Regions from separate parts of the Homo sapiens genome. Here region 1 is linked to region 2. A link is a loop called in an ENCODE intact Hi-C map of the cell type or tissue named here. Cell type or tissue: IMR-90. All regions are shown on one strand. Each heading gives the region's core, and the rest is flanking DNA. Links, peaks and the distances in the headings are about the cores only. Region 1 overlaps CALD1 (caldesmon 1). Region 2 overlaps CALD1 (caldesmon 1).

Region 1 (10,781 bases), core at 2,843-5,342, 66 kb after region 2:
ATGTGTGTGCCTGTGTGTACATGCATGTCTGTATGTGTGTGCATGTGTGCGTATGCATGCATGTGTGTGTATGTGTATGTGCATGTGTGCATATGCATGCATGCGTATATGTGTTTGCCTGTGTGTGCATGTGTGTCTCTATGTGCCTGCGTGTGTATGTGTGTGCATGTGTATGTGTGCGCATGTGTATGTGTGTGCATGTGTGCATATGCATGCATTCGTGTATGTGTGTGTGCCTGTGTGTGCATGTGTGTCTGTATGTGTGTGTATGTGTGTGCATGTGTGTCATAAGCGCATTAGGGCATATGCACAGCACTTCCCACATACCTCTCTTCCCTAGGGAATTGTTTCAAGGTAGAAGCTGTTCTTAAACAACTGCTGCAGACTCTAAAGTCTGGAACAGATCTTGTGGTCCGGTCTCCCACCTCCATGAAGTAAAGTTATTTTTAAAAAATCATATTTTCTTAATAAAGGACCACCCTGTGGTGGGAGCTGTTCCTTTCTATTACAGTCTGACCTCCCTCAAACCTTCCCAGCCCAGAATCTCTTTGATGAAAAATTAAACAATAAAGTGTCCAGAAACAAAGGATACTATGAGTAATCTCAGAATGGCCCAGACTTTCATTTTTCCTAGTAAGAGTCCTGAAGCATCATCAAATTCATGATACCTATTATCTTGCTGAAGGATGACTGGCCCACTTGTTCATGGTGCCAATGAATAGTCATTAGTTCACTTCTCAGAGACACCAGTTCTGGCAGCTGGACACTGGGTACCATTCTCTGCTATGCAGTGAAAGCACACAGGCCTGTAGGTCTCTGCAGGACCAGAACACTGTGCACAAATAACCTTTAGATTGTTATTTCTCAATCCTCTTACCTTGCCTCTCCAGCCCCAGGCACCAGGTCTCAGAGGACTCTTGGAAGCACTTGCCTAGCCCAGCCCTGCTCTCAGCTCATGATTCACTTGTTATCTCTATGCGTCTTCCCGCGTTGCCTGTCTTTCATTGGCCTTTGTGTTCTTCCTCTTCCCAGAGAGTGTCTGAACCAGGTCCAAGACTCACTTCTCTCTTCACTCTTCCCATGTCAGTACCCTACCAGGTAGCATGAGCTATAACACCACTGGGTTTTACTATCACAAACTGAAGACAGACAGCTGCTTCCCAAATGCATGCCCCTAATAACAAAGGAGGGTGCGCGCTGTTTCCCTTTCCCTCTTTTGGCAATTAGGGAAATAGCCTGGTGGACATCCTGTGTACAGCTGGCAATTAGCACACTTTCTGTACATGGATTCTGCACATGAGTGGAAGACTACTAAATTCTTGCTCTCCTCCATGGAGAATACTGGCCAGAAAGAACCACAATTTTTTTTTCTAGGTTTTTCCATTTTATGAACCTATTCTGAATATGCCAAAACCATACCTGTCACCTCAGAATTGGCGTGGGGGGCTGGGGAGGAGGGAATCAGGAGGTGATAGCTTTCTCGCATGGCTGCGACAAATAACTAGAAACTTGGTGGCTTTAAACGACACAACTTATTCTGTACAGTTCTATAGGTTAGATGTCTGGCACAGGTCTCACTGGGCTAACATCAAGGTGTCAGCAGGGCTGTATTCCTTCCTGGAGGCTCCAGGGGAGAATCCATTTCCTTGCCTTTTCCAGCTTCTAGAGGAAGTCACATTCCCAGGCTCTTGGACCCCCTCTCCATCTTCAAAGCCATCACCAGTCTGTCTGCCCACCCTGACAGATAAGCTCCTCTAACCACAGCTGGAAAGGGGTCTCTGATTTTAAAGAGCCATGTGATTCATTCCAGCACACCTGGATAATCCAGGATGCTCTCCCCATCTCTATGCCTTTAATTTCATCATATCGACAAGGTCCCTTTTGCCACGCAAATTAACATGTTCTCAGGTTCTGGAGATTTGCGGGAAACGTTATTCCACCTACCATAGAAAACCACCGACTTTTGTAAGTAATTGAAGGGAAAAAATTAATTGGGCAAAATTCGGTAGAAAGAGAAGCAGCAGAATGCCTCGATACATGTTTCTGTCTCAGTTCTAGAGCGAGAAACTCAGGACAAGTCAGTGTATATTTAAGTCCTCTTGTGTGAAGGCAGATGTATCTCTACTTTTATGGGTGTCTTATGTGCTACTTTCATCAATATATGTTCGGTGATCATATGTGTAATCAGAGATATTTAAATGCATATATACATAATGATATATAGAGATAATTAACTTTAAGTTTATTAAACTGTATTTACTCTATAAACTATGACTTCATTTTTTGTTTTGTTTTGTTTTTTGTTTTTTGAGATGGAGTCTCACTCTGTCGCTCAGGTTGGAGTGCAGTGGCGCCATCTCAGCTCACTGCAACCTCCGCCTCCTGGGTTCAAGCAATTCTCCTGCCGCAGCCTCCCAAGTAGCTGGGACTACAGGCACCTGCCACCAAGCCCGGGTAATTTTTGTATTTTTAGTAGAGACGGGGTTTCACCATGTTGGCCAGGCTGGTCTCAAACTCCTGACCTTGATCCACCTGCCTCAGCCTCCCCGAGTGCTGGGATTACAGGCATGAGCCACCTCGCCTGGCCTATAAACTACGACTCTGATGACCGCATAGTATTTAAGCAAGAAAACAACCAAAATGTTCTAGCTAAAGTGGAGACCACTTAACCTAACCCAATTAAACTTTAAGTTGAACACAAGAGTAGTAGATGCAGTTCAGCTCCATGACATTGGGTGAGTTGTCTAAATGCTCTGTGCTTTGGTGTCCTTGTCTGCGTGTGACATGAAGCCGCAGATCTCAAAGATCTCTTTCATTCCGTGAAAGCGCTCTCAATGTGTGAAGTTGACTGCTTCTCCTGCTGTTTACCAAGAGAATAATCTTAACTCTACATTGTGGAGATCGGATTTGTTCTCACTTGACAGAAAGCCAGTCCCACGAGCAGCTTGGTACCCAAATACCAGTCTGTTTAGTGCTCATTAGAGATGAAGAACCATATTCATAAGTCAAGCTGAGACGGAGTGTCATCTCCAGACAGAATCAACACCACCCCCTCCTCAGGAACTGGGATTTGGCTGCTTTCCAAGCCGCTGCTGACCAGGTTCCATTGCCCAGCTTGGCTGATGAGATCACTGGCAGAGTACCATGGGTGCAGACGGGGCCTGCTGTTTCAACATGTTCTCAGGAGGGCTCTTGCCCACATTTCTTGGAGAGGTGTGAGCACCAAACATGCTGAACCATCCAGCCCATCACTGAGCAGGGCCATCTCTCTTCATCCCTTTTCATTTGGTTTGCATTTTTATGTCATGCTCCTTCCCTGGATAAAAGGGATAAGAGGAGTTTCTCAGATTTGATTTCTCAGTGGGAACTGTTTGCTTTGGAAGCCACCTACACCAATGCTAATTGAGAACAGAGCTCAGAATGGGAGCCTGAGAACTGCACCCGGATGAACTTTTTGGTGGGCTGATTTCTGTTGATCTTGTCAGAATTAGGTTGTATATGCATGTAATACCATGATCAACTATTTTCCAAAAGGCTGAGCAAATGCATCAGTGTCTTTTTCCTTTGACCAGTTACTTACCTTGGAAAAATTATTTGTAGTTAAGCATATAAAGTCTTCATCAGGAAAACTACTGGAGATCCTGGCCCTGACTACCCAGCAATAACATTTCTGGAACTCCCGAAGCAATCAGTGCTCTCTGATCGCTAAACATGATGGGCTTCTATTAGAGAGATTACAGTAAAAAATAACAATCAGCTCTCTGATGATCCTGTGAGGAGGGAACGGGTTGGGAGGAGTAGATTTGGCTGAGGACAAGCCCAGACTTTCGTCACAGGGACAGACCAACGTGTTAACACAAAGGGAGAACACGGGAGCATCCTGCACCGTGCATTTCAGCCACAGATCACATGGCCCCTCCGCGGGCCCAGCCCACGCCCTGACCGCCCGGCCTGGCCAGGTCTCCGTATCTCTCTGCCCCGCCGCCCCTTCCCAACTGCGGACATGCTGGGTGGATCCGGATCGCATGGAAGACGCAGCCTGGCCGCGCTCTCCCAGTGAGTCCTCATTTCGTCTCTTTGGTTTTTTCCTTTCTTTTTTTTTTTTATAAAAAACAAACGAATTGTTGTAAAAAAAAAAAAAAAAAAAAAAATGTGGGAGTGGGAGGGGAGAGGAGGAGACACCAGGCAGGAAAGGAATGCAGTGAGTGTGTGAGTTTCAGACCTGTCTGAAACTTTCTGGTTTCCACTTCATGGTTGCTCTGATTCGCTGGCTTTTCTCGTTTCCATTTTAATGGTGGTTTGTGGACCATTTGCCAGGAGTTTATACCTAGGCACGGGTTTCTCCGTTTCAAATACCAATCCATAAAGCATTGTGTTTCTAAAGGTCTGCTGTTAATTTAGACCTTAGCCCTCCGTTCAGAATGATCCATTTGCAGGGCTCAGAGATTTTGGCTAAAGCACACATTGCCCAATCCTTAGAGTAAACAGCCAAAGCCCTCAATATACTGACCATCTGACTAAGACAGAACAAGACCCAGAGCATATGCTATTGATCAGGGAATTGTTCAGATAACGGACTCCAAGGGTTTAGGATCATGAAATCCTGGAATGTTAAAGCCAGAAGGGAGGCCTTTAGACTCTTTGGTGCAATGCTGTCTTTCAATAGGCAGGGAAACAGAAACCAGAGGGGCAACTCAACTTACCCCAAAGCAGACAACAGTCGGTAGCAAAGCCATGTCTTTGTACTCTCATGCAAAGGGCCGTTTTCACACTGGTGTTTATGAGGTTTGAAAAACTTACTGGGTCTTGGGAAAAGGTACCGCACAAGAATTAGAACACCAAATGGCCTTTCAGTAAATCTTTTCCATTTTTGAGAGTTTTGGCACCGATTCAGCATGACAATTGTTGTTCCAGTTGTTCCAGCGTTTGTGCAACAGTTAATCAAATAAACAGAGAAACTCATCAGGGTCCTAAAAACAAGACCCATGTCCATTACATTAGCAGATCTCTTGGAGAGCTAGTTTCCGTAAGTGTGGTTGGTTATTCACGTGGGAGAGCTCAAAGGGACTTTAGACGTTATCTGTATAGTCCAGTGCTTATCAAACTTTTTAAAAAATCAAATTTAATCTTAAGGGGAACGCTATTGTATAAAGGAGATGTTCTGGTTAAAGAAAAGGTTTGGGATCTAGAGCTCCTCATCCTCGCTCTACTCTGCAGTCATAGCCCACTGCACAATTCTACCCCTCTCCTCATCCCTCTTCTACCCCACCTCCCCACCCTCTTCATCAAAACTTCCTTGGAATCCTAGGTCTCCATGGAATAGTTCAGAAACCACTGATCTCATTGAAAGCCTTCATTTCAGATGAGGAAACTGAGGCACAGGAAGGGCTTGCCCAGGGTCACACAGCTGATCAGCAATAGAGCGTGGGATGCTAGGAAAAGAGCCCAGTCTGGCTGGCTGTCTCTCTCTCAACTCATGGTCCTGAGGCTTGTTTCCACTCCTTCATGCCTATGATTCTATCAGTCTCCTTTCTCTGTGTCTCTCTTCTCTGTTTACTCTGCCATTTCCTGGATTTCAACAGCTATTACCTCTCACCGGGATGGTTGTCATTGCCTGCCATCTGGTCCTCGGCCTCTGTCTCTCTCCCCTTTCTGATCCAGCCCCCTACAGCCCCCACCTATGAAGATAAAGTCCATTCTCCTTACTACAGCATTCAAATTTCTCCACAACATGCCTTCACTATTTCTTCCCATTCTGACTTCCGCCAGGGAGAATGTTAAAAACATTGTGGGGAAATAAATAAATGATGGGCATAATTTTACCAGATTCTGCAGAAATGACAAAAGAAATGCACACAGGGATGTCGAGATTTGTAAAAACTATAGGAGTACCTGATCCGGTGAAATAAGATCACTCACAGCTCCCCAAACTCAGCATATACAAGCCACCACTGTTTCTTGACTCATTCTATTCCCTACACAGGGAATACCCTCACCCTCCTGTTTCTGACCTCCTTTCTGTTCTGCAAGGCCCTGATCAAATGCTCCCTTCCTCTGTAAACCTTCCTCATTCCTCACTTCTCTCACTCTAATAACCTTTGCCCATCCTTCTATTACTAGCTTTGTACCGTCAATCGAGGAAAATGACGAGGCAAGTCTCAATCATTTTAGGAGGTTTACTTGCCAAAGTTAAGGATGTGCCTGGGAGATAGGTCTATGCCTTTATCTGAAGATGATTTTGAGGGCTCCAGATTTAAAGGGGAAAGGGTGGGGATATTGAGAAGTACACAATTTTCATCTAAGTGAATCTGTGTTTTGTACATAAGATCACATAAACAAAGGGGGCAGAGGAAAAATGCGGGGAATCTGCATTTTACGTATGATAACAGACAAAATGGGGTAGGGCGACACTCAGATATGCATTTGTGTCTGGTGGGCCAGGGTGACTGCACCTATAAAGATAAGCTGTCCATTTGCATTGCCATGGTGAAGTTTTAACAGCTCTCTAGGAATGTCCTTGTGGACAAAATATGGGGGAGGCTTGTGTAGCTTTTCACCTTGTAGCCATCTTATTTAGGAACTAAAAGGGGAAGGCTTTGAGTGACCCAGTTCCCGGCTTGACTTTTCCGTTTGTCTAAATGCGTTCGGGGTACCAAAATTTAATTTCCTTTCAATAAAGTTATTGTTGAACATAGCTATCTTCCCTCCCAATAAATGGCAATTCACTTGAGGGCAGGAATGATTTTGAATCTTTGAAGCTTCAGCATCCAGAACAGTGCTGATGCTCCAGAAATATTCTTTAAGTTTCCTATTATTGAGTAAATCAAACTCAATTCCCCTTAGTTTACCTTTTTCATTTGAACCGTTTGAACACACAAAGCCTTCACTCCTTTTGCTTTGCTAGACGTACTAGGTTAAATGCTAAAACAGGTGCTCAACAAAATGAATTCTAAGTTCCTTTGCATTTCCATCAGATAATTTATCTCTGTTTCATCACCTGTAGAGCAAGATTGGCTGTGATTTTTTAATGAGACATGTTAAAATTCCTGAATGCCAAGACCTACACAAGGGCCATGTTATTTTCAGGAGCAGTCGTGAATGGTTGTTCAGTTATTTAGATTTCAAGGCATGTTTAATTTGTTCCTACCAAGATCACTGAGAGATTCTGTCACTTGCGGTTTAATATTTTCACTGGTACTTTTATCATTTTCCCAAAGCCTAAGGAAGTTTACTTGCAACAAGATTTGGGGTTTCCTGTAAATATTTGTTTTAGTCCATAAAGGGTTATTTTTCTTATAGAGAAGTGTGCTTTTATATATCTTGCAGCTGAAAGTTAAAAGTTTTTTGTGTGTGTTACATTTTGTAACAAACATGGAAGGGTATGTAAATTGTAAAATCATGGAGTCAAGGAAACGTAGGAAATTATTTAGTTCATCCCACTGTTTTCTGAGGGAACTGAATCCAAAACAGTGCTGGGAAATAAATAAATAAATAAATAAATAAATAAATAAATAAATAAATAATTGGCACAATTTTTAAAGATTCTGCAGAAATGACAAAGGAAATAAACATAAGAATATTGAGATTTGTCAAAAGTTTAGGAATGCCTGGCTTATTCAATGTTATCAGGAAATGTAGCATTATAATTATCCAGGATGCTAAATTTGGTTTTATATATGTATGTGTGTGTGTGTGTGTGTGTGTGTGTGTGTGTGTGTGTGTGTGTATGTATTTAGTGGAAACTCTTTGCCTTCATTAAAGCAGATATTACAACACATTTAAAACATTTTCAAATTGCTAGGAGCTGTCCTTATGAACATAGTTTTTTAATCATGCTGTAAAACAGTGATACCTCAGGGGATAAGACTCCCATCCAAAAATGGGTCCAGTTATTATGTGATGTCTTCCATCACATAATATTGATGCTTTTAAATCTCTTCTAATACCTATTAATGCATCTGCCTGTCATGGTCCCGCTCCCTGTTCTGCTGTAGCCAAGAGTAACAGGACACCCATTTGTTAGAATTACGTTCAAAGTAAAAATCAACAATCTGGTGAGAGAGGCCTTCTCTCCTACAAAGTAATGGGCACTTACATTTTGTGACTATTGGTTTGTAGGCCAAAGTGTTAAATATAGTGAACTTCCAGTTTCTCTTCAAAGAATCAGTATGTCAGTATGTTCAGCTTTCTTATTTTTTAATTCTTGATTTCAAAGTTTAACTTCCTGGTTCTCTCTGCCCACTTGCTTCTAGTTTCAGTAAACAACTTTCCCACCAGTCCTATTCAGTAGGTTCACATCTGTTCCCCTGGTCACCTGCTCTGTCCTGTCTCATCCTGGTCACGTGCTTTGACCTGAATCACCCCTGGTCACCTGCTCTGACCTAAGTCACCTTTGGTTACCTGTTTCTAACCATCCTTCCCGCCAAACTACTCACCCTGCCACTCTGGCTCATATCCCTGCCCTCTTTAAAATAGCCAGTCGGAACTGGCTTAGACTGTGTGGTCCAACCCTAGCCAATAGGGAACAACACAGCAGTAGGGGCCGCCTGCATCAGGAATAAGAACTCCTGCCCCTCCCCTGTCCAGGTGTGCTCTCGCCATTGTTCCATCTTCGAGGGGCACCCTTTCTGCAGAAAGTAAATTTTGCCTTTCTGAGAAAATTGCATTTATGTTCCAGTGCTATTTCTTTGTGGCACTGGGAAACAAGCATTTTGCATTTCTAACACTGACCAATTTGTCTACTTTTTGGTTCAAAGAAAGGTTTCAAATGATCTGGACCCTTTATCTGGTTATGGATAAAATTGCTACTGCTGTTTATAGATTAAAAATAAAAAAGAATGGCAGAGAAATAGGTCACTGTGCTTTGCATGTATTGGGTACTCTTCTATACAAGATATTGCAGCACTGCACGAGCAGTGGTGATTATGGAGGTGGTCTTGACCTTCTGTATATGTGTCTTCTCTACAAATGGCCAGCCCACCCACACTCACACTGGTTCAATACCTGGTGGCCACAAGCCTTTCAAACCTATTGAACAGCAATTTGCATTGCTGTCTGCGTTTTTCCCTCTCCTTACCTTTGATCTATTGATCCTTGAAATGAGCCCTGCCTATGCTGCTTCTCACATTCCTCTCAGCCCATCAAAATCACTTTATAGAGACAGGCCTAACAGTGGCAAGAGGAATGAGAAATGGGGAAGAGGTCCTCTGTCCTCTGGAGGCGAACTTACCCCTGGCATTTTTAATCAGACTAGTGAGGATCCGTTTCCCTATAGAAACACAGCTTCGTTTCTCCATACCAGCTTCAGACACACCTTGGGTTTAAAAAGGTGGTTGTAGGCTGGTCTGAGAGCCCGACTACCATGTGTCATGCTGTTGAAAGTTTCAAAAGCCAATTTACAATGAAGGTCTTGGAAACAACCTCTTCATAAATGTAGTGCTGCCTGGATCTATTTCCAAGCCTAATTGAATTTTTAAGAGGAGTCCTTAGAAAATCTGTAAACCTCATTCATTTCCAGTCATTCATTCAGCAAATACTCATTGAGGGTTTCGCATTCTAGTGAATACTGCTGTACTGACTGAGCATTAAGAACATCAAAAAGGACAAAGCTCAGGCTCTGGCCTCAAGGGTTCTGTTGTCTTCTGACCTCCCACCCAGCTTAGCATTATCTACATCAGTGTTCTCAGTTTTCATTTTTTTTTTCCTGTGACCTTCTGAAATAAATGCATTTTATTTTGTAACCCCAGTACCTATATACAATATATATATATAAATATATATATATATATTTGAAGCAAATATTTCACAAAACGGTGCTCACACTTGCTGTGTACAAAGTCATCTGATATTTTCTATACGATTCTATTTCATTTTAAAACGCTGGTCATCCACTAAATAGATTTCAGAAGCTGCAGATGGGTCACAAACCGAAGTTTGAAAACCACTGAACATATCACATGACCTTGGTATCTCTGGTCCCTGCCTTCAGGGCAGCTTAGGAAGCTATGTTGGCTGGTGACAACCCAGGCTGCCAGCTACAAGGGTCAGCATGGAGGTTTTTTGTTTTGTTTTGTTTTTTGTTTTTTTTAATCTAACTAATTTTGTTTTTTCAAGGGAAGGTCTCTGGTCACTCAGTCTGGAGTGCAGTGGCACAACCTTGGCTCACTGCAGCCTCAACCTCCTGGGCTTAAGCGATCCTCCTGCCTCAGCCTCCCAAGTAGCTGGGGCTACAGATGTGTGCCACCATGCCCTGATAAGTTTTTGTATTTTTTTGTAGAGATGGGGTCTCGCTGTATTGCCCATGCTGGTCTCAAACTCCTGGGCTCAAGCAGTCCTCCCACCTCGGCCTCCCAAAAGTGATAAGCCTCCACTATCTCGGCTCACTGCAACCTCTGCCTCCCAGGTTCAAGCAATTATTCTGCCTCATCCTCCCGAGAAGCTGGGATTACAGGCGCCCGCCACCATGCCTGGCTAGCCTGGGGGTTTAAGAAAAGTTTTTTTGGATGGGAGTCAGAGGGTCTGGATTCTGGTCTAACTCCTTCAGTAATCAGTACTGTGATCTGCAGCAAGTCGCTTCAACTTGCTGCGACACAGCTATGAAGTGGAGATGCTGATGCCTGTTCTGTGTAATTCACAGGGTGAGCAAGAACATCCAGTATAATAATGTGCATTAAAGTGTGCAGAAAAATATTAAGTACAGAGCAAATCCAAGTTATTATTAAACAGTCTTACTTTTACAATTAAAATTTAATATCAGAGGAACAACTTGGAGGGACCATTTG
Region 2 (10,781 bases), core at 4,100-6,599:
AATGCTAGATGCCCAATTTCAAAGGAAAAATCTATGTGATACTCTGACATATTGGTCAAATATTTTATTCTAGGGGACATGGTGGGTAGCAAGGGGTGGTCGTGGACTGTAGGAAGTGTTGACTTCAAAATATATATTAGCATTTCCATCATTTTAAAAGATTTTTTAAAAGACTAACAATATAACATATGGACAAAGGGATACATTCCTTAGAAAAATTTTAATGGTAACATGAAACCACAGTAAACAGTGAAGGAGAGGGGAGGAGAAAAATGATGCAAACTATTTACTTCCCCTTAGAGGCTAGAATGCAGTTGTTTTCTATTAAACTTAGATTACGTTTATGCGTAACTGACTCAATTATAAAATGAAAGCTAAGCAACTGTTGGAATTTGTGATTACACCATGTAAATGTTACATACCTTGGCAATGTAAAATAATAATATAATTTTTTAAATAGAGAAGAAAGAGACTGTAAGAAAAAAAGTAAGTGTACAAATTTCCCTATGCTTTATAGTAGGGATTCAGATAATGTCTAGTGATAATATCTGTAGTTAAAACAACAACAAGCCCAGTCTTTTAGTTTTTTTCATAATTTTAACTTTTAAAAACCCATATCTCATTGTAAAGAAACATTTATCTTTAGTTCATCAACTTCTATCATTGAAGCTGTTTCTCTTTGTTAAATTATTGTAAGTAATATTTCTAAATATTAGACTACATTTATAAAACTATTTCTACCTATCCATCTATTTTTATAATTTTAGAGATATCCAGAATTTTGTTCACCAAATGTTAACAATTTATTTCTGAGTGCTAGATATAGGTGATTTTTTTTAATGTTCTTTATACTTTTTTGGGGTTAACTTTTTAAAAGAGTCAACGACATTTTTTTTTTTTTTTTGAGACAGAGTCTCGCTCCGTCACCCAGGCTGGAGTGCAATGGCACAATCTTGGCTCACTGCAACCTCTGCCTCCCAGGTTCAAGTGATTCTCCTGCCTCAGCCTCCTGAGTAGCTGGGATTACAGGTGCGCACCACCACACCTGGCTAATTTTTGTATTTTTAGTAGAGATGGGGTTTCACCATGTTGGCCAACCTGGTCTCCGGTTCCTGAACTCGTGATCTGCCCACCTCGGCCTCCCAAAGTGCTAGGATTACAGGCGTGAGCCACTGTGCCCCGCCAAGAGTCAACAACATTTTAATAAAAGAGATAGATGTTTATAGAGAGAGATAGTTGACTCTCTCTCTCTTCATTTCTATCTATGATTTCCTTTTTTCTTTCAAAGGTTTAACAATTAATTCTTTAAAGCATTCGTTCAATTGTGGCACACCGACCTCTCTTGTTGGCCAGAAACTTATAGGGGTAAGTCTCAATAAAACTATTGAGTCTAAAATCACAAAACAGCTGACAACTTTGTGGCACATCACCCAATTCTTGGAGACAGTGCCAACCCTTGGACAGGTCTATATTATCTTGGGCACGAGACTGCTTGCTAAGTTAAGGTTATATATTGAAGAGAAATCAGACATTTTTATTTCTAGAATTTTCTGTTTCATGAGGGACTGCTGGCTATCTTTTATTTGGGCCAATGCCTAGGCCCAAAAGAGGTTTACCAGATGTGTGAGAAAATGTTATTTCTGCTTTATTTGGTGAATGATAATGAGTAAATGGGATGAAGGGAAACTTTCTAGAATTTCTAGAATCATATCTTGTCTGAACAAGATATGAATTGATCAGTTCACTTGTCAAACAAGAAAGACATTTGTATCTATCTACAAATTTTATTCTTCAGTTGAATTCAGAATATAGTGATTTTTCATAAGAAACGACAAAATTTAATAAGTTATGCATTTGTTAAAAAAATACTAACTTGTCTAACATAATCCTGGAATCTCAAACATATTCTGTAGTTGTTTTCTGAGTGAATGCTAACACTCACTGTAAATAAGGCATTGATACTTCCTTGTATAAAAATATTTTAAATTTCTAAAACCTCTCATCTTACCATCTCCTTTTCAAACTTCCTCCCCAAATCTTCAGACAACTTATTCTACTTCATTTGAAGAGAATTAAGTATGGTTTTCATTCATTGCATTTTTCTATTATATTTCTACACTCTATGTTCTATTTGGCGATATAGTTAGTTGCCTCTATCTCCCTGGCTAGATCATGTGTTCCTTGAAAGCAGAAACTATGCTTTAATTTATCCCTGCCTCTCCACTGTAACTAGTTTAGTACTTTACATGTAGAAGCTCTGTACTCAAGTCAACAATGTGGAATTGCCTTAAGATGAAATTGGTGAATAGGTCTGTAGAAAAATGACTTCTCCGTGGGTCACCCTGCCCACCCCACCTGTCCCTCCACATGCCCCCTTAAAATGCAAAATTGCTGGAAGCTTGGGGAAGATGTATGCCTCTATATGTACGTACATATCATCTCAAAAGGAAAATTTCTGTAATTTTCATCTAAAAGATGCCTATGAGAACAAAGCCAAACAAGTAGCTAAGGCCCGAAGCACTGAATGGGATGAATAAAATATCTCGATATTTACATGGTTCATTTTGACCGTACCCACAGGGCAGCAAACATCTGCGTGAAAAGTAAAGAATTCAGCCTGTTAGATGACTGGTTGTGAAGAGCCAAACATTGGGTATCATGTCATCCACATGTCTGGTTGATTGAATATGAATTGCCCCCTTTTTATCCAGATAGCTTCAGCAATAGATAAAGCATGGAGATTTTTCCACATTTTACATGGTGCTTGGTGTTGTAGAATTCAGCCTTTGTGTGTTCTTTTCCCCCCGTCTTGCTATTGCCTGGATCTCATTAGGAACCATTAGTGATGTAATACTAAACCTATGGAATCTTAAACATGCTTTTAAAATCCTGTGGAATAAAGATGTCTCCTACCAAACCAAAAATGCAGTGGGAATAGACAAAGTTACATTTCTTCAAGAAAAAATGACTCATTTCATAGTTCCCAAACTGTTTTGACTGAAGCTTCTCAAAATAAACTTTCTGGAATATGGAGCCTTTGATGTCTGACTTTGAAAAAAATATATCATTTCTCAAACATACAATTCAATCCTTTTGGGGTGTTCATGTATTTCTGCAGATTAACTTACTTTTATTTCAACAAGTGAATGACACAATATTAAATAGCCATCTGACAAAGAAAGAAAAGTATGTTTGAAGTGGTCTTAACTCCTACATAAACCAAATATAAAGAACATGCCATATGATTTTTTAAATTGCCACAAAAATAGAATTTTCAGAACATTACCAGAAGGGGGATTTGGTCCATTAAGAATAACAAAACAGTTTAGATGTCATGAAAGTAGAAGATTAGGAGTGCCATTAAGCTTACTAATGAGATTTTTGATTCATATGCTATTTCCTAGGCTAGGCAACATTTTTAATTTTTCACAGTCTTGAACTTTAATCCTTGAAGGGTAATTCAAGTTTCAGAACTTACATACTGCAATTTGTTTGGGGTGGCAATTTGCCATTGATTTGCCTCTGGGTTCTTTTGTTCTCTTTCAGCTGGGGGACTCAAAGGTGGTCATTTATTAAGTCCAGGTCTACACATGACCGCTGAAACAACTGGTTTTCAATCAAATCTTCTAAATAATCCAACCATTTTTGTGCAGTTGATCAGATTGATTTAAGATATCAATTGCTCTATTCAAACAACAGTGAATGAAATAATTGTATGACTGGACAATCTTTACTTTTCTTTCCTCCTCCTCCTTCTTCTCCTTCTTCTCCTTCTCCTTCTTCTTCTTCTTCCTCTTCTTCTTTAATAAGAGTTTCTCTTTGGAGTGGTGGAAGGATTGGTTAAGATCTGCATTCTAGCTTCAACTCTTCCACCTCTATCTGATGCTTGAAAAGTTTCTCTTAACCTTTCAAGCCTCATTTTTCTTTTCTATAAATGGAGAGAACAAACACTGACCTTGTGCTATGTTTGGGACATTAAATAGATACTGTGGCATTTGATACACAATTGGCCTACAATAAATGTAATTTTTTCCCAGTTCCCCCTCAATTGTACATACGGAGTTTTCTGCTTTTTTTCATTTTCTATTGTGATGATAACTTCTCAACAGAAGGGTTAAAAGAATATTTGACACCCATTATATTACGCTGTTAAAGAATATTAGAACTAGAGATATACGTCACTTGGTCAGATCTGAGCTCCAGGGCCTGATGTCTCTGATGATGGCAAGAAGAGACTGTTGTTGGAATTTGTGTTATTCTCTGAGACTTTAAGAATACTACCTTTCCTTCAGAGGCTTTTAAATATCTATTATGCAGTAACATCTCTAAACTACTCTTGAACCTATGCACATTTTTATCATGGTACCAGCATTGAAAGTAATAGATTCCAAGTGTTTAATACTTATAATGGAAAGAGGTTTTTCTATTATTTGACCTAAAATGATCACTTCAAAGCTTTAAGATTTAGATAAAGTGGGGAGAAAGGGGGATAGGAAAAGGAGCATGGGAAAAGGGGTAAGGTAATTAACATTTATAAGATGATGGCCAAGTTTATTAGAAAACAGATGGAGTCATACATTTGGGTAGACCTGAACTTCACTTCCAGCTCTGTCTCATTCCAGGGCAGAGTTGTTAAGAGAATGTAATGTACCCGCATTAAAATAAATTTGCTTTGTTAACTATAAATTTAAGTTTGGATTTCCTCTTTCCAAGCATTTATTTTTATAAGTGATTAGGGTAATTTAAGGTCTTTAAATTGCTATAAAATATCTAAGCATTAAAGAGGGGTGAGAAAAATTAGCATTTTAAAATTCTCTATATAAGGATAATTTTATACTCTAACTTTTGGATTTATAGATATCTTATGTATATTTTCCCAGAAAAAATGTGAAGATTTCCCTTTTGGTGAAGTCATTTAGAGTTCATTGTTGGTTGGTATAATCTGCAAAATTATATTCAATTATGCAATTAATGTAAAATATTACATCACATAATAACCCAAGGTCATTTTATACTTACAATAAAAAATTGTTTTGACCCTTCCTGTAGATTAACCTCCCAAATGATTTATTGGTCATTAATAGCTCAATTTTTAGACCCAGGGGTCAGAGCTCAGGGCATTGCAACTGAGGGTAGATCCCTGTACAGACTGACCAGAGGAGCCCTGGGTATGCCGGGGAGAAATACATGCACATTTCTCAATGTCTCAGGCTATGTTTTCCTTCAGTTTCACCAACACCATCTTAATTCAGGTTTCAAGAATCTCCAAACTTACCTACACACTCTAGTTTAGCCCTTTCAAGTATCATTCCATCCTGTAAACTGATTTTAAATCTTCCCAAACTACTGTTTATATAAAAAAAACTTAGTCTCAAAATCTCCCCAAACTACTGTTTACTTTAAAAATTTTAAATTAAAGAGGGGTGAACAAAACTAGCATTTTTAAATTCTCTATATAAGGATAATTTTATTATTCTATTGTCTGCTCCAAAGAATAAAGTACAAAACTGATATCCAAGGACCCGGTCAACATTCCTGCTTTCTCCCACCCTCCCAGGCAGGCTTTTGAATGTACTCACCCACGAGCACAGCTGCCCATGACCACAACTGATGTATTTCTGTTCTGCTGATGTTGCTCCTTCGTCATGTTTGAAATATTCTCACACCTCCTTTCTAGTTATCCAAATCTTAACTCTTTAAGTGCCAATCATCTTCCTGAAGCATCTCCTAAGTACTCCAGCCCACCTAATCAACACACACCGGAGCTTTTCTAGTCCATTCTTCAACTTTTTACAGTTTAGGAGACCCAATTTGCAGAGTTTGTGACTTGCCTGAGGTCACAAAGCAAGTTAGTAGTGTCACCATGACTTAAAATTGAGGTCTTTTACCACGAACACTGTTGCCTGAATTCCCTAAACTATCATGATAACAGACATTTTACTGATAATATTGGTTTTGTATTGTTGGTTCATTGTTCCTAAGTATGAAACCTGGATATGCCCAAATTGTTCCTGGATTATTCTTTCATTTCAGATCCAAATAAAATAATTGGGGCCTCCATCTCAATATTTCTGAGAATCCCCAAGAAAGAGATAAGGTGGTGGGATGCCTTATATTTTTGTCACCTCCTGCTCCAAATTCCAGTCACCCATTTACCTCCTCAGTCCAACCTCTACCTGCTTAACTCTGAGCATGGAAAAGTTCTTTTTTTCTTCATTCCCACAAAGCTGCTGCATTTAACAGACTTTGATGAATGGTTTATGGTGATAGAAGGGCATTAAAATGCAGCCCACACTGGATCACAGCTCAAAATTAAATATTTTAATTTGAGAAAAAAATTAACTCTTTAGCTCTTTGCCTTAATTCTCTCCCATGTGATTTTGGAGTGGACAGGGCCATTCAACTTTTACAACCACAAAGCAAGGTCAGGATATTTATGTAAACAAAATACAATAGTTATCTACCCTGGGCTTATGCCCTTAGTAACTCTAAGAAGCAATAGAAGTTTTGACATTAGTTTTTCTTTAACTTGGCCCAGGCTGAAATCTTAGGCAGATCTCCCTATCTCAGTGGACCAGGACAATGTCAGGAGCCAATGGGTATTCATTTGCTACATTCTTAGTTGGGAAAATGAATCCAGCACTATTTTCCAGAATGTAGTAAGATTAGGAAGAGAGTAAAAACAGAAAATGGGCATTTTTTGCCATTTGCTGAGCTTTTTCTCCATACCAGGTTCTATACTGTTATACACGTTACCCCATTTCCCTCTCACAACAACCATGCAAGGTAGGCATTCTCCACTTTTCAATGGAGCAAATAAACAATTTGCCAAAGTCATCCAGTAAGAAAGTGGCACAATCCAGAATTCAAACCCAGATCTGCCTGACTTTAAAAGCCTTTCTGGACTTGGCCAGATGACAACGGCAATGGCCCAGGCACAGGAAAGAGTGAGGACCATATCACATCACATGATATTCCAAATTTATCAGAGTGCTGAGAGTCAGAATAAACAGAAATGTCAGTCAAAGGTGTTATTTGGGGAAGGTGATGGAGGGTCCACGATGGACTGAGGTTCAGATAGAGATGACTTTTTTCATTCATTCTTCTGTTTAAAGCTACCGGATTTAACACAAACTCAGGACCGTCTACAGAATCTGAATTGGATATCCCCAGGTCACTTAGTTTTTATAACCCAACAAGGGCAACATATTCAATAGACTATCACCAAGAGCCTTTCTGAGCAGCTTGTATTTATTCATCTTGCCTGTGACTGGGCAAAGGGGGCAGGTGTCTGGCTTTTGTTACTGCATAGAAATACAACTTTGGTTTCGTTGATGTGAACAGATAAGCACTGCATGTGAACTGAAATCACACTATGTCTAAACAGAGGACTCTGTGGCACTTTTCTTACTAAAAAGTTGTTAAGTTTGGCAATCCTCACTCTGTTCCAGTCAAACATTTTCTTAACCATATTAGGTTATATGGAAATAAGCCAATATCGCGGCTGGTGTATGAGTAGGTCCTCTGCACCAAGGCAGTTTTCTTGAGAGCATTTTCTCACTGGTTTAAAAGCAATAGAGACAAATGTGGCTCAGAGTATATTTTTAAATGTGGCTGGAAAGAAAAATAAAAATTCACTGATCCAAAAAGAATTCGGAATCGCAGCTAGACCAAAGTCAGATTTTTAAGCTGGAAGACTTGGAGAGATTTGGGTATTTGCTTGCTTCTTATTGAAAGACTCAATCAATTTTTTAAAAGCCCAGCCAACCTTAACACAGATATAGGAGAGGAAATCAGAACAAAACTGCATCATCTGTTCCATAATTGTCCAATGTTGTTCTCGTTGCTTAATCTCGTGGGTTAGAAACCCAGCATTTGAGCTCTGGATTCACTACATTCTGAGTAATCCTAGACACTGGGCTTAATTTCATTGTTTGTCAAATGGGGGATGATATACTACCTATATCATAGGATTCTTAGGAAAATCCAATGAGATAATGCATGATTCAACTATTACCAAAAAAGCATATTATAAGCCTTCTGTTTTTCAAACTACAACACTTGGAGAAAAGTAGCAGCAGAGAAAATAGCTTTTAGGTCTGCCCCTGGTTGCTCTGATACAGTTATCTGCTTTTCATTTAGATTTATCATATTCTGCTTTGACAGCTAATAATTATTCATCTATATATTCATTCTTTTATTCAGAATATTGAGCACTTAGCAAGTGCCAAGCTCTTAATTAGGAGCTCTTATTCTCATCTTTGCAAATAGATGATAAATCTATAAAGCTCCCCCCCCATCTTATCATTAGATACTCTTTTGAAATATTTTTATTTCAAGATACATGTTGGCCATTCATTCATTCCATGTATATTTATTGAGTGACTACTAAATGGCAGGCAACTGCAAAGTGCTGAGGAATCATTAGTAAACACAATAAATACATCCTCATGGAGATTTCAGTCTAGTAGAAAAGACAGATATTAAATACATAAGTAACCAAACATAAATATCATTGCAAATTGTGATTGTACATGAAGACAAAGAGCAGAGACTTACAACAGAGAATGACGTGGAAGTAACATCTTAAAACTCTATGTCTAATGCAACAAATTTTAATTTACAATACCTTGGCAATAAATGGATAGGATACGTGAAAACGTTATCATCTGATTGTACTGTAACACAAAAATTGGTGTTTTCAGGGTGTTGCAATTATTTAGTACTATTCCAACTTTGACTTTGTGGGTTTAAGAAAGGTTAAGAATTATCCAAGTAAGAAGTATGCCTTTGTCATTAGGTAATGGTGAGGGACTCATTTCTGGTCTCTGTGGCCAGTAAGCTCTAGATCCATGCAAGAAATTGAAAGCAAGCTTGTGTGACTGGATCACAAAAGAGAGAGGCACAAGAGGAAGCTGGAGAGGCAGGCTGAGCTAGATTATACACGACATTGTAGGCCATGGGAAGAGTTGGATCTGTATTCTAGATGCACTATGAAGCTACTGAAATGTTTTAAGCATGGGAGTGACATGATTAGATTTATGTTTTTAAAAGGGTAATTGTTTGCAGATGGCTGGAAGATAGAACAGAAAGACCAGTTGGGAGGAAGAGTCCAGATGAGATGATGGTGGCTTGGATTTGAGTGACAGCAACAATAATGAAGATAAATGAACCATTTTAGGCAAATATCCTGAAGGGAGAATCACCTGGATTTAGTAATTTACTGTAGAGGGAGTAACGGTAGATGAGGAAGGAGGAAGTGTATGAAATGATTCCCAAGTCCGGAGCTTAAGCAACCAGGTAAATATTGGTGTCATTTGCTAAGATGGGAAAAACTTGGGAAACAAGGACTGTGTTCAATTCTGTCCTGTTTGCTGAGGAAAAAAAAAAGGGGCCAGGGAGTAGTGGTGGAACTTTTTGTGAGTTATAGAGAGGAAACAAAAGTATAAAGCTTAACACCCATCTTCAGAATGCTTGCACCCTAAGCATTAAATCCACTGTTGATATTTCCTTAACAGGCTTTCTCAAACCACCAGAGGCTCTACTATGATGTGTGTTATCTCACTCGTAGAATTTATTCTTTCTTCACCCTTCCTCTGTGTGTGTCCAAATATAATGCAGTTGATTTTAATAATTTAATTTGCTACACCTTTGAATTATCTCATTTATCAAGGCATCAGTCAATCTTAAAAATTAGATCTTTATTTTTTTTTTAATTTTTAAGCTCAGGGCTACATGTGCAGGATGTGCAGGTTTGTTACACAGGTAAATGTGTGTCACGGGGGTTTGTTATACAGATTATTTCATCACCCAGGTATTAAGCCTAGTACCCATTAGTTATTTTTCCTAATCCTCTCTCCCCTCCCACCCTCAACCCTCCAATAGGCCCCAGTGTGTGTTGTTCCCCTCTATGTGTCCATGTGTTCTCATCATTTAACTCCCACTTATAAGTGAGAACAAGCAGTATTTAGTTTTCTGTTCCTGCGTTAGTTTGCTAAGGATAATGGCCACCAACTCCATCCATGTCCCTGAGAAGGATATGATCTCAAACCAGATTTTTAAAGGCAATATATTTTTTTTGGTGCTTCTATAATCTTGGCAGTGAATAATGACAATAGAAGTCTTTACCATTTTGTCTTCCTGTTATTTACTGTAACTCAACTACAAATATTCCAACTTCTCCAGTGGTGTATGTGGAAACAAGAAGAGTTCACAGAAAGAAAATTATGATCAGTTTGATTCCCCTGAGAGCCGCTGATAGAGTACTAAGCTCTACATTACTTAGCAATGCAAAAACAAAGTGGTAGAGATTTAGTGATCAAGATTTATGTACAAGAATGTCCATCACAGCACTACTTATAATAGCCCAAACCTGAAATACTCTCAGTGTCCAGTGATAAGGGAATGATTACATATAACTGTAAAGTTATCATGTTTTAAAAATTGTGTAAAAAATATGTATAATATAATAAGTGAAAAAATTGAGTGCATAACATCACATTTGTTTTTAAAATAGAATCTTACCTTTGTTGAAAAAAAAGACTGGAAGGAAATATATTGAAACTTTAAAGTAATCTCAGGGTGGGAAGGATGAAAAGAGACTTTAGAATTATTTTCTGCATAATTTCTTTCTTTTTTTTTGAGACGGAGTCTTCCTCTGTTGCCCGGGTTGGAGTGCAGTGGCGCGATCTCGGCTCACTGCAACCTCCGCCTCCTAGGTTCAAGAAATTCTCTGCCTCAGCCTCCCGAGTAGCTGGGATTACAGGTGCCCACCACAACGC

What was found. Hi-C counts contacts between places; a loop is a spot of excess contacts. Peaks named below come from ENCODE experiments on the same cell type or tissue, not always from the same donor. Only the 100,000 strongest peaks of a DNase experiment are listed, where the experiment ranks them.
Region 1: it touches region 2 in a loop (1.9-fold over the local background); 8 of 110 quality-filtered maps call a loop at or near these places.

The regions. Positions count from the first base shown.
Region 1 is chr7:134,887,618-134,898,398 of GRCh38, forward strand. The region is part of intron 3 of CALD1 (caldesmon 1); the gene reads left to right. Among named protein-coding and RNA genes, the nearest start is that of AGBL3, 94 kb to the right of the region's middle. In IMR-90, for the core only: no CTCF peak of the experiment used is centred there; DNase peaks (open chromatin) are centred at 3,824 and 4,204; H3K4me3 peaks cover 1,370 bases; H3K27ac peaks cover 2,223 bases.
Region 2 is chr7:134,820,697-134,831,477 of GRCh38, forward strand. All of the region lies in intron 1 of CALD1 (caldesmon 1), which reads left to right. LOC124901750 (a long non-coding RNA gene) reads right to left here. Exons shown (of 2, transcript XR_007060537.1): 1 at 1-10,781. Among named protein-coding and RNA genes, the nearest start is that of CALD1, 46 kb to the left of the region's middle. In IMR-90, for the core only: no CTCF peak of the experiment used is centred there; a DNase peak (open chromatin) is centred at 5,615.